Linked DNA regions of Homo sapiens: region 2 is linked to region 1. Evidence: chromatin loops called from intact Hi-C (ENCODE). Cell type or tissue: sigmoid colon. All regions are shown on one strand. Links, peaks and the distances in the headings refer to the core of each region. The heading gives the core; the rest is flanking DNA.

Region 1 (4,680 bases), core at 1,023-3,522:
TTGTTCTGTTCTTTGTTAATAAATATGTATAAATATAATTTGAACAGACTTCTTATAAGACTCCAATTTTTTAAATTGTTGCCATGTCCTGTTGAAAAAGAATTTGTGCTACATATTTTCTGTCTGCCCTGTTAGAACTACTCTCCATTGGTCTCCATGTTCTGTGTCCCTGAGTGCTAGCCTGAATGAACTGCATCAGTAAACTCTCTTGCCCTCTACCTTCTTGGGTCCTGCCAATGCACAGTACCTACATAAGATCAGAGGTTTGGAAGAAATGAGGTCAAGGTATTTATTCCCTGGCTGGATTACGGATTTGGTATATTTCCGTAGTCACCGCTTATGTCTGAAGACTATCTTCTATCCCTCCTGTCTCAGCCTCCCGAGTAGCTGGGACTACAGGCACCTGCCAACATGCCCGGCTCATTTTTGTATTTTTAGTAGAGACAGTTTCACCTTGTTGATCAGGCTGGTCTCAAACACCTGACCTCAGGTGATCCACCCGCCTCGGTCTCCTAAAGTGTTGAGATTACAGGCGTGAGCCACCGCGCCCGGCCTAACCCTATACTTTCTGGATTCCCATTGCTGCTCCCTTCTTTTGCCTCTTTTGGGGTAGTAGTAGTGAGGGATCCCCCTGTTGATAGCGCTGGTATGCTTCACTCTGGTTGGTTTTTCTTACCCAGTCTACAACTTTGTAAACAGTCCCTTTATTAAGCTCTCCTTAATTACTTAGCATATGTAAGCCTAGTAACATAACTTTCAAAACCTGTAATTCTGATAAGTGATCTTACTGAAAATAATTTTATAATTGACTTTATTTTTAAAAGACAGGGTCTCATTATGTTATTTAGGCTGGTTTTGAAATCCCAGCCTCAAGTGATCCTCCATCCTCAGACTCTTCCTCTGAGTAGTTGGGATTACAGGCATGAGCCACCATGCCTGGTTTATAATTGACATTTTTGTATTCTTAAAGAATGTAAATACCTGTAATATTGCTCTATCAAATCATCTATAACATAGAGAAAATTCCTGTTACTCTGCTATATTTGCTTTTTTTTTTTTTTTTTTTTTTTTTTTTGAGACAAGGTCTTGCTCTGTTGGCTAGGCTGGAGGGCAGTGGCACAATCTTGGCTCACTGCAACCTCTGCCTCCTAGAGGATACTCCCATCTCAGCCTCCCGAGTAGCTGCGACTACAGGCACCTGCAACTATGTCCGGCTAATACTTCAATTTTGAGGGGCTGGCAGGGTCAGAGGTAGGGGACGGGGTCTTGCTCTGTTGCCCAGGCTGGTCTTGAACTCCTGGGCTCAGGTAATCCTCCCACCTCAGCCTCCCAAAGTGCTGGGATTACAGGAGTAAGCCACAGTGCCTGGCCAAATATTTGCTATTTTAATAGAGGTTAAGAAATGTCTCATTTAAATTAACTACATTAGGCCGGGCTCAGTGGCTTATGCCTGTAATCCCAGCACTTTGTAAGGCCTAGGTGGGCGGATCACTTGAGGTCAGGAATTCCAGGCCAGCCTGACCAACATGGTGAAACCCCGTCTCTACTAAAAATACAAAATTTAGCCGGGCGTGGTGGCGGGCGCCTGTAATTCTAGCTGCTCGGGAGGCTGAGACAGGAGAATCACTTGAACCCAAGCGGCAGAGGTTGCCGTGAGCTGAGATCGCGCCACTGCACTCCAACCTGGGCGATAGAGCGAGATCCGTTCAAAATTTGGGGTTCAAAAAAACCCCAAATTAACTACATTAAACAAGCAACTCCACACTTATGTAATTACATGTATGTAAGTGCTGCAAAGAAGAAAATGTAAAAATGTATGAAGAGCTGTAACAGAGGAAACTGACTTTTAAAGTGGTGAGCTGGCTTCCCTAAAGAAAGGCATTTAAGGAAATCTGAGGAAGGAGAGGGATAGTCTGCCTTCAGAGTTTTGTTTTTGAGATAGGTCTCACTGTCACCCAGGCTGAGAGGCTGAGATCATAGCTCACTTCGTCCTCGCGTCTCCAGCACAGGTCCGGGTTTCTCCACCCAATGCGCCTGCGCACAGGCCTAGCCCAGTCGGACGCAGCCCAGGACTGCCAGGGGTGGGGATTGCCTGGGTCCCCCAGGAAGGGCCGGGTTACGTCCGGAAAAGTGAGGCCCGGGGTTCCAGTTAATTGTTACCGGAAGTGGAGGGAAGCGTTGCCAGGGGAGGGCGGAGACTGTGGCTGACAAGATGGGTGGCAGGCCCTTCCCTGGGGGTATCGAGGTAGGGACGTTTGTGGCTACGTCTGTCCTAGAGGAGGAGACGATGCCAGGGGAGAGGGAGACGCAGACACTGGGACTGGGTCGCCAGCAGAGGGCCTCGGAAGCCAAGCCACCCCGTCTGAAGACGCTTCTCCTTACGGAGCCCAGAAGCGCGAACGGAGACTGCGCAGATCCCGTGCGCTGCGCCGGAAACGGATGCATAGTCTCGGACACCAGCTCAGACCTGCCGCCTGGCCAGGTCCGTGCGCGTTTGTAGTTTGTAAAGAAATGTTCTAATGTGTATATTTCCACGTTTATCTGTATATTATTCACTTGGGTTGTCTTCTGTTTGTGTTTAATGTGAAGCCTAGAGTTGACCTTGGGAGCTTCAGAGGTAGGGTGCTAATTTTTCTTGCAAGCTATGTAGGTAGTGAAAGGAAGGTGACAATGACTACAGGAAATTCACCCTAGTCCCTCTTCTTCCCCAGAAGTGGTCACAATTACAGGTGCTTTCCTGTTCCACGCTCTATTGCATAGCCCAGGTGCATTTATGGGAACAAAACCATGGAGATAGACACTGATCTTTAATAACATTCTGTAAAATGCCATCCTTCAAAAACCAAATATCCTTGTAAGAAAGTTAAAACATTTGGTGAAACTATTATTTTAGGCCAGGCACAGTGGCTCACGCCTGTAATGCCTACACTTTGGGGGCGCCGAAGCAGGAGGACTGCTTGAAGACCAGCCTAGGGTAACAGAAATCCCACTCATCTTTACCCCCAAAAAATTAGCCAGGTGCGATGGCATAAGCCTGTATGGTAGAGGCTGTGGCAGGATTCCCTGAGCCCTGGAGTTCAAGGTTGCAGCAAGCTGTGACTGTGCACTACAGCCTGGGTGATGGAGCAAGAAACCCCTTCTCTAAAAAATAAAGTGTCTATAAAAATCAGTCTTACTTAGACCAGCTGTCAAGATTCTCCAGTTCATAAAGTGTAATACCCACTTAAAATTTTATGTGCTTAACGGTCAGGCGCAGTGGCTCACGCCTGTAATCCCAGCACTTTCGGAGGCCGAGGCTGGTGAATCCCCTGAAGTCAGGAGTTCCAGACCAGCCTGACCAACATGGACAAACCCCATCTCTACTAAAAATACAAGCCTGTAATCCCAGCTACTTGGGAGGCTGAGGCAGGATAATCGCTTGAACCCAGGAGGTGGAGGTTGCGATGAGCCAGGATTGTGCCATTGCACTGCAGCCTGGGCAACAAGAGCAAAACTCCGTCTCAAAAAAAAAAAAAAAAAAAAAAACGTGCTTCATATTCTTCCCAGCCGGGTGCAGTGGCTCACACCTGTAATCCCAGCACTTCGGGAGGCTGAGCAGGGTGGATCACCCGAGGTCAGGAGTTCTAGACCAGCCAGGCCAAGATGGCAAAACCCCGTCTCTACTAAAAATACAAAAACTAGCTGGGTATGGGGGCACATGCCTGTAGTCCCAGCTACTCAGGAGGCTGAGGCAGGAGAATCGCTTGAACCCGGGAGGTGGAAGTTGCAGTGAGTGGAGACTGTGCCACTGCACTCCAGCCTGGGTGACAGAGAGAGACTCGGTCTCCAAAAAAAAATCATTCCCAGTTACAGTAGCACCAATACATTTCAAATTAAGAGTTTATTTAGAATACTTTGGCCGGGTGCAGTGGCTCACACGTGTAATCCCAGCTCTTTGGGAGGCCAAGGCGGGTGGATCACAAGGTCAGGAGATCGAGACCATCCTAACACGGTGAAACCCCATCTCTACTAAAAATACAAAAAAATTAGCCAGGCATGGTGGCAGGCGCCTGTAGTCCCAGCTACTCGGGAGGCTGAGGCAGGAGAATGGCGTGAACCCAGGAGGTGGAGCTTGCAGTGAGCCCAGATCGCACCACTGCACTCCATCTCAAAAAAAAAGTTTACTTAGAATGCTTTTTTAAAAGCATAATAATTTTAACTATACCTCAGATTTTACAGCTTAATGAGGCATTCTATTCCTCCTCTTTCTGGCTTAGTTTCTTGCCTTGAAGCCCAGTATTCCATAAATTTTTTAGGGCAATTTTTCAAGTTGAAGTATTGACCTCAGTTGGGAATATTGTTAAAATTCAGTTTCTAATTCAGCAGGTCTAGGGTAGGGACTTGAGATTCAGCATTTCTCAAAATCTCAGGTAGGGCCAGTCAGCCTTGGACTTGGGATTAACAGGGCTTTAATCAACACACACCACCTTATATCTCTACATTAAATAAAGATCCATTAGGTTATATATATACAATAAAGACTAAGAATGAAAACAAGAAATTTATTAAATATACAAAACAGGAATACAGTTCAATTACTGTGTCTAAAAAATTTCATTTTTACATAACCAAGACAATATTTACAACTATATACAAAAGACTCCCACCTGTGCATAACCTTTGGTCCATCTGTGCTATCTC
Region 2 (3,904 bases), core at 1,313-3,812, 570 kb after region 1:
CCTCGAGCGAGCTGCTCTGGCCTGGGCTGCGCCTGGGTGGGCTGTGCCTGGGTGGGCTGTGCCTGGGTGGGCTGTGCCTGGGTGGGCTGTGCCTGGGTGGGCTGCAGAGGCACTGCAGCAGGGAGAGGAGCCTCTCTCTGGCGGGATATTGCTAAGCTTGTGGCCATCATAAGGGCAGGAACCTCCCTGGGGTCCATCTGCTCCCTTGGTGTGGGCTGGCTCGGGGCTTGAGGGAGACCTCCACCCACATGGTACAGGAGACCCCGGAGTCAGGTTCTCAGATTCCTGGAGCTTTGCTTTCCCCCGCCCCAGGTCTCCCGCCTCGCCCTGTCCGGCCTCCGAAACTGGACAGCCGCCGCCTCACCAAGTGCAGTGTTTGCCACCCGCCACTTCCAGCCCTTCCTTCCCCCGCCAGGCCAGGAGCTGGGTGAGCCCTGGTGGATCATCCCCAGTGAGCTGAGCATGTTCACTGGCTACCTGTCCAACAACCGCTTCTATCCACCGCCGCCCAAGGGCAAGGAGGTGAGGACAGCTGGGGTGCGACGTGGGGCCCCTCCGCCCGAGCCCAGGAGTGGCCACCCCTCTGTCTGCGCCTGGACCCCAGTGCCAGGCCTGCTCCACCTGCTCTCCTGCCTTCCTCTGGACCTGCCCCCTCCCCATGGGGCCCCTGGGCCGTCGGGTCTGGGCTGACCCCCACCCCAGCGGATCCAGGCCCAGCGGGACCCAGCAAGCCAGTACGTGCCTCCCGCCGCCCCCAGGTCATCATCCACCGGCTCCTGAGCATGTTCCACCCTCGGCCCTTTGTGAAGACCCGCTTTGCCCCTCAGGGAGCTGTGGCCTGCCTGACTGCCATCAGCGACTTCTACTACACTGTGATGTTCCGGTGAGTGGGCCACACTGGCTGGCCTGGAGCACCGGGGAGGCATGACGGTACAGCGCCCAGAGGGGAGGGCCCAGCTTGAGCCCCCCAGCTCCACCTCTCCTCCCACTGCCGTCTTGGGCAAGCAGCTTTGGCTCTCTGAGCCTCAGTTTTCTCACCTGTGGATCCGGGTGCTGATGACTTCCTCGTAAGGCACGTGAGGGTTCAGAAAGAAAAGTTGTGGAACTTGCTTGGCACGGGGCTGGTAGCCATGGTTGTGCCATCCACACAGAAGTGGGAAGGACACCCAGTCACACATGCCCTCCAGAAGCTGTGAAGGCTGGGGGAGGGGGTCCAGGCAGGGCTTCCAGAGGAGGGGCATGTGACCCGGGCCTCGAAGGATGAGCAGCATTTGGAGAGCCTCGCTGCTGCCCACTGGCCCATCCACCTCCACCCCCACACTCAGCCTCCTCTCCCTGATGATTCTGGCCAAGGCTTCCCGGGCTCCTGGGGAGAAGGTGGGCAGCTCTGGTGCAGCAGATCCCCTTCCCCACAGGATCCATGCCGAGTTCCAGCTCAGTGAGCCGCCCGACTTCCCCTTTTGGTTCTCCCCTGCTCAGTTCACCGGCCACATCATCCTCTCCAAAGACGCCACCCACGTCCGCGACTTCCGGCTCTTCGTGCCCAACCACAGGTGGGAGCTTGACCCTGGCCCAGCCTTGGCTCCCTCCTACAGCTTGTCCTGCTCCCCAGCTCCAGGAGCCTAGGGGCCTCTTCTGTCTCTGCCCCTTCCTTTGCTCCCCAGAGCCCATCTCATGGGGCTGACGTGGCAGGAGGCGGCATGAGGCAGGCAAGAGAATGAGCTGATCACCCACCAGCTCTTCCCAGGCACCCGTGGCCTGGCCCTCCACCTCTGTGCCTGGGACCCAGTGCAGCAGTCCGCAGACCCTTCCTGAAGCTGGGCCTCCCCGCCCTCATACTGCTGACAGGCCCCAGGCAGAGCTGTAACCGCAGCCTGTGCACGCCACCAAGAGGAAGGCCAGCAGCTAGGCAGGGACCCAGCTGTGGGGTCCAGGAAGGCTTCCCAGAAGAAAAAGGTCATCTCAGCAGAGATCAGGGCTCTGAGGGTTTTGCTGGGCAGAGGAACAGCACATCCAAAGGCCAAGGGCAGGCCCTCCACTGCTGCAGAGCCCCAGAGGGGCTTCCGGGACGGTGCTACACCAGCCACCTGCTTGCCTCACCTCCTCAGGGCTGGCCACCTGTCAGCAGAGTAGAGGACCCCGGAGGCCCTGGCTTCAAGTTTGTCCAGATTCCTAACTGATAGCAAGTGGCCACCGAGTGGGCCTGAGTGACCGCTCTACAGGGATGAGACCTGGCTGGGAGCCAGGAGGTCTGCAGTTAAGTCTCTGCTGTGGAACCCATTGGCTGTGTGGCTGTGGGCAAGGCCCTGGCCCTCTGTAGGCCTGTTTCCTCATCTGCCGGATGGGAGACTGACTCCTGGCCTACTTCACCCACAGGGCAGGCGTGAGAGGATGGTCGGGATAACATGGGAAGAGAAAATTGCCCCTAGGAGTGGGGGTGGCTTCCCTCCCTCCCCAGAGTGGGAAGGGCAGGGGCTTCCCGGTCAAAGGGAAAAGGAAGAGGAGGGCACAAGCCCTCCATCTGCTCACCTAGGGCTGGGCACACCTGCCTCCATCGCAGGGTTGTTGAGGAGGGGGCCTGGACTGTATGGGACAGGAGGAGAGAGGCAGTGGCCAGCTCCAGGACCAGCTGTTCCTGGGCTCATGTCTGAGGACCAGGCACCAGGGACTGCTGACCCCCGGGGGTTACCTAGCTCTGCCCTCTGTGCCCCCTGCTGCGGAGGTGGTGGTTTGCCAGTGCTGGGGCTCCCTCGTGCGGCGGATCTGCAGATTGCACTGCTCGGCTCAGATTTCCTGCTGCCCGCCAGAGGCCTGTGCAGGGACCACGGTGCTCGTTTTCATTCCTGCCCCACCCTGTGACCCGCCTTGAGGCACTGGCCATCTCTCTGCTTCAAAGGGTCCTGGAGAGTACACGGGCCATGGCTGTGCAGGCCCTTTGTGAATTGCGAGGGGCAGGGCTGGCGGATGGTGAAGTGGCTCCAGTGCCTTAGGAAGGGGCAGCCTGGTGGGGAAGAGGGCCAGGGCTCTGCAGCCAGAATCCCAGTGGCTCTGAGAGCAGGTGTTCACCTTGAGAAACCTCAGTGTCCTCATCTGGAAAGTGGAGACAGTTGCAGGTATTATGTGAGATAAAGTGTGACACAGATAATGGGCTTTGATGATGGTGTCACTCTGCCCTGGCCATCCCAGGTCTCTGAATGTGGACATGGAGTGGCTTTACGGGGCCAGTGAAAGCAGCAACATGGAGGTGGACATCGGCTACATACCCCAGGTGAGCGCACAGGAGGCTCCCATCCAGGTGGGCTCGGCTGCAGGGCCCCGCCCTCCCTCTGCAATGAGTGGAGCATTTTGGAGGGTCTCTAGGGGAGCCCCTGAGGATTCTTGCCCATCTCTGAGCCTTCCCCCTACCACTGACCTCTGGCCCAGATGGAGCTGGAGGCCACGGGCCCCTCTGTGCCCTCCGTGATCCTGGATGAGGATGGCAGCATGATCGACAGCCACCTGCCTTCAGGGGAGCCCCTGCAGTTTGTGTTTGAGGAGATCAAGTGGCAGCAGGAGCTGAGCTGGGAGGAGGCTGCCCGGCGCCTGGAGGTGGCCATGTACCCCTTCAAGAAGGTGAGGCTGGGCAGGGGTGAAGGCCAGGGTCAGGCTGCATGGGCAGAGGCTGGGAGCTGTGGAGCAGCAGCTGGGCACAGACGCTGGTATGTGTGCAGGGCTTGCTACTGAGGCTGTCTCACTGTTGGGCCCAGCTGTGCCAGCGGGGCCTCCCCGCTGCCATTCAGAACTTGGAGGAAGAGGCCAGGTGCAATGGCTCATGCCTATAATCCAAAACTTTGGGAGGCTGAGGCAGAGAATCACTTGTGGCCAGGAGTTCAAGAGCAATCTGGGCAACATAGCGAGACCCCAT

Evidence for each region. Peaks named below come from ENCODE experiments on the same cell type or tissue, not always from the same donor. Only the 100,000 strongest peaks of a DNase experiment are listed, where the experiment ranks them.
Region 2: a loop joins it to region 1, with 3 times the contacts of the local background. A loop is called at or near these places in 39 of 110 quality-filtered maps.

What each region holds. Positions count from the first base shown.
Region 1 is chr1:25,237,728-25,242,407 of GRCh38, forward strand. It overlaps LOC124903881 (a long non-coding RNA gene), which reads left to right. Exons shown (of 2, transcript XR_007065555.1): 2 at 2,277-2,546. It overlaps RSRP1 (arginine and serine rich protein 1), which reads right to left. Exons shown (of 5, transcript NM_020317.5): 5 at 4,522-4,680. Among named protein-coding and RNA genes, the nearest start is that of RSRP1, 7.4 kb to the right of the region's middle. RefSeq lists enhancers at 1,066-1,852, 1,853-2,638, 2,180-2,309, 2,330-2,379, 2,450-2,649 and a silencer at 1,910-1,959. In sigmoid colon, for the core only: a CTCF peak has its summit at 2,343 (motif pointing right); a DNase peak (open chromatin) is centred at 2,104; H3K4me3 peaks cover 1,518 bases; H3K27ac peaks cover 2,315 bases.
Region 2 is chr1:25,808,268-25,812,171 of GRCh38, forward strand. SELENON (selenoprotein N) reads left to right here. Exons shown (of 12, transcript NM_206926.2): 4 at 313-522; 5 at 759-883; 6 at 1,416-1,553; 7 at 3,187-3,268; 8 at 3,424-3,612. Among named protein-coding and RNA genes, the nearest start is that of MTFR1L, 9.7 kb to the right of the region's middle. RefSeq lists an enhancer at 2,360-3,234. In sigmoid colon, for the core only: a CTCF peak has its summit at 2,776; DNase peaks (open chromatin) are centred at 2,220 and 2,764.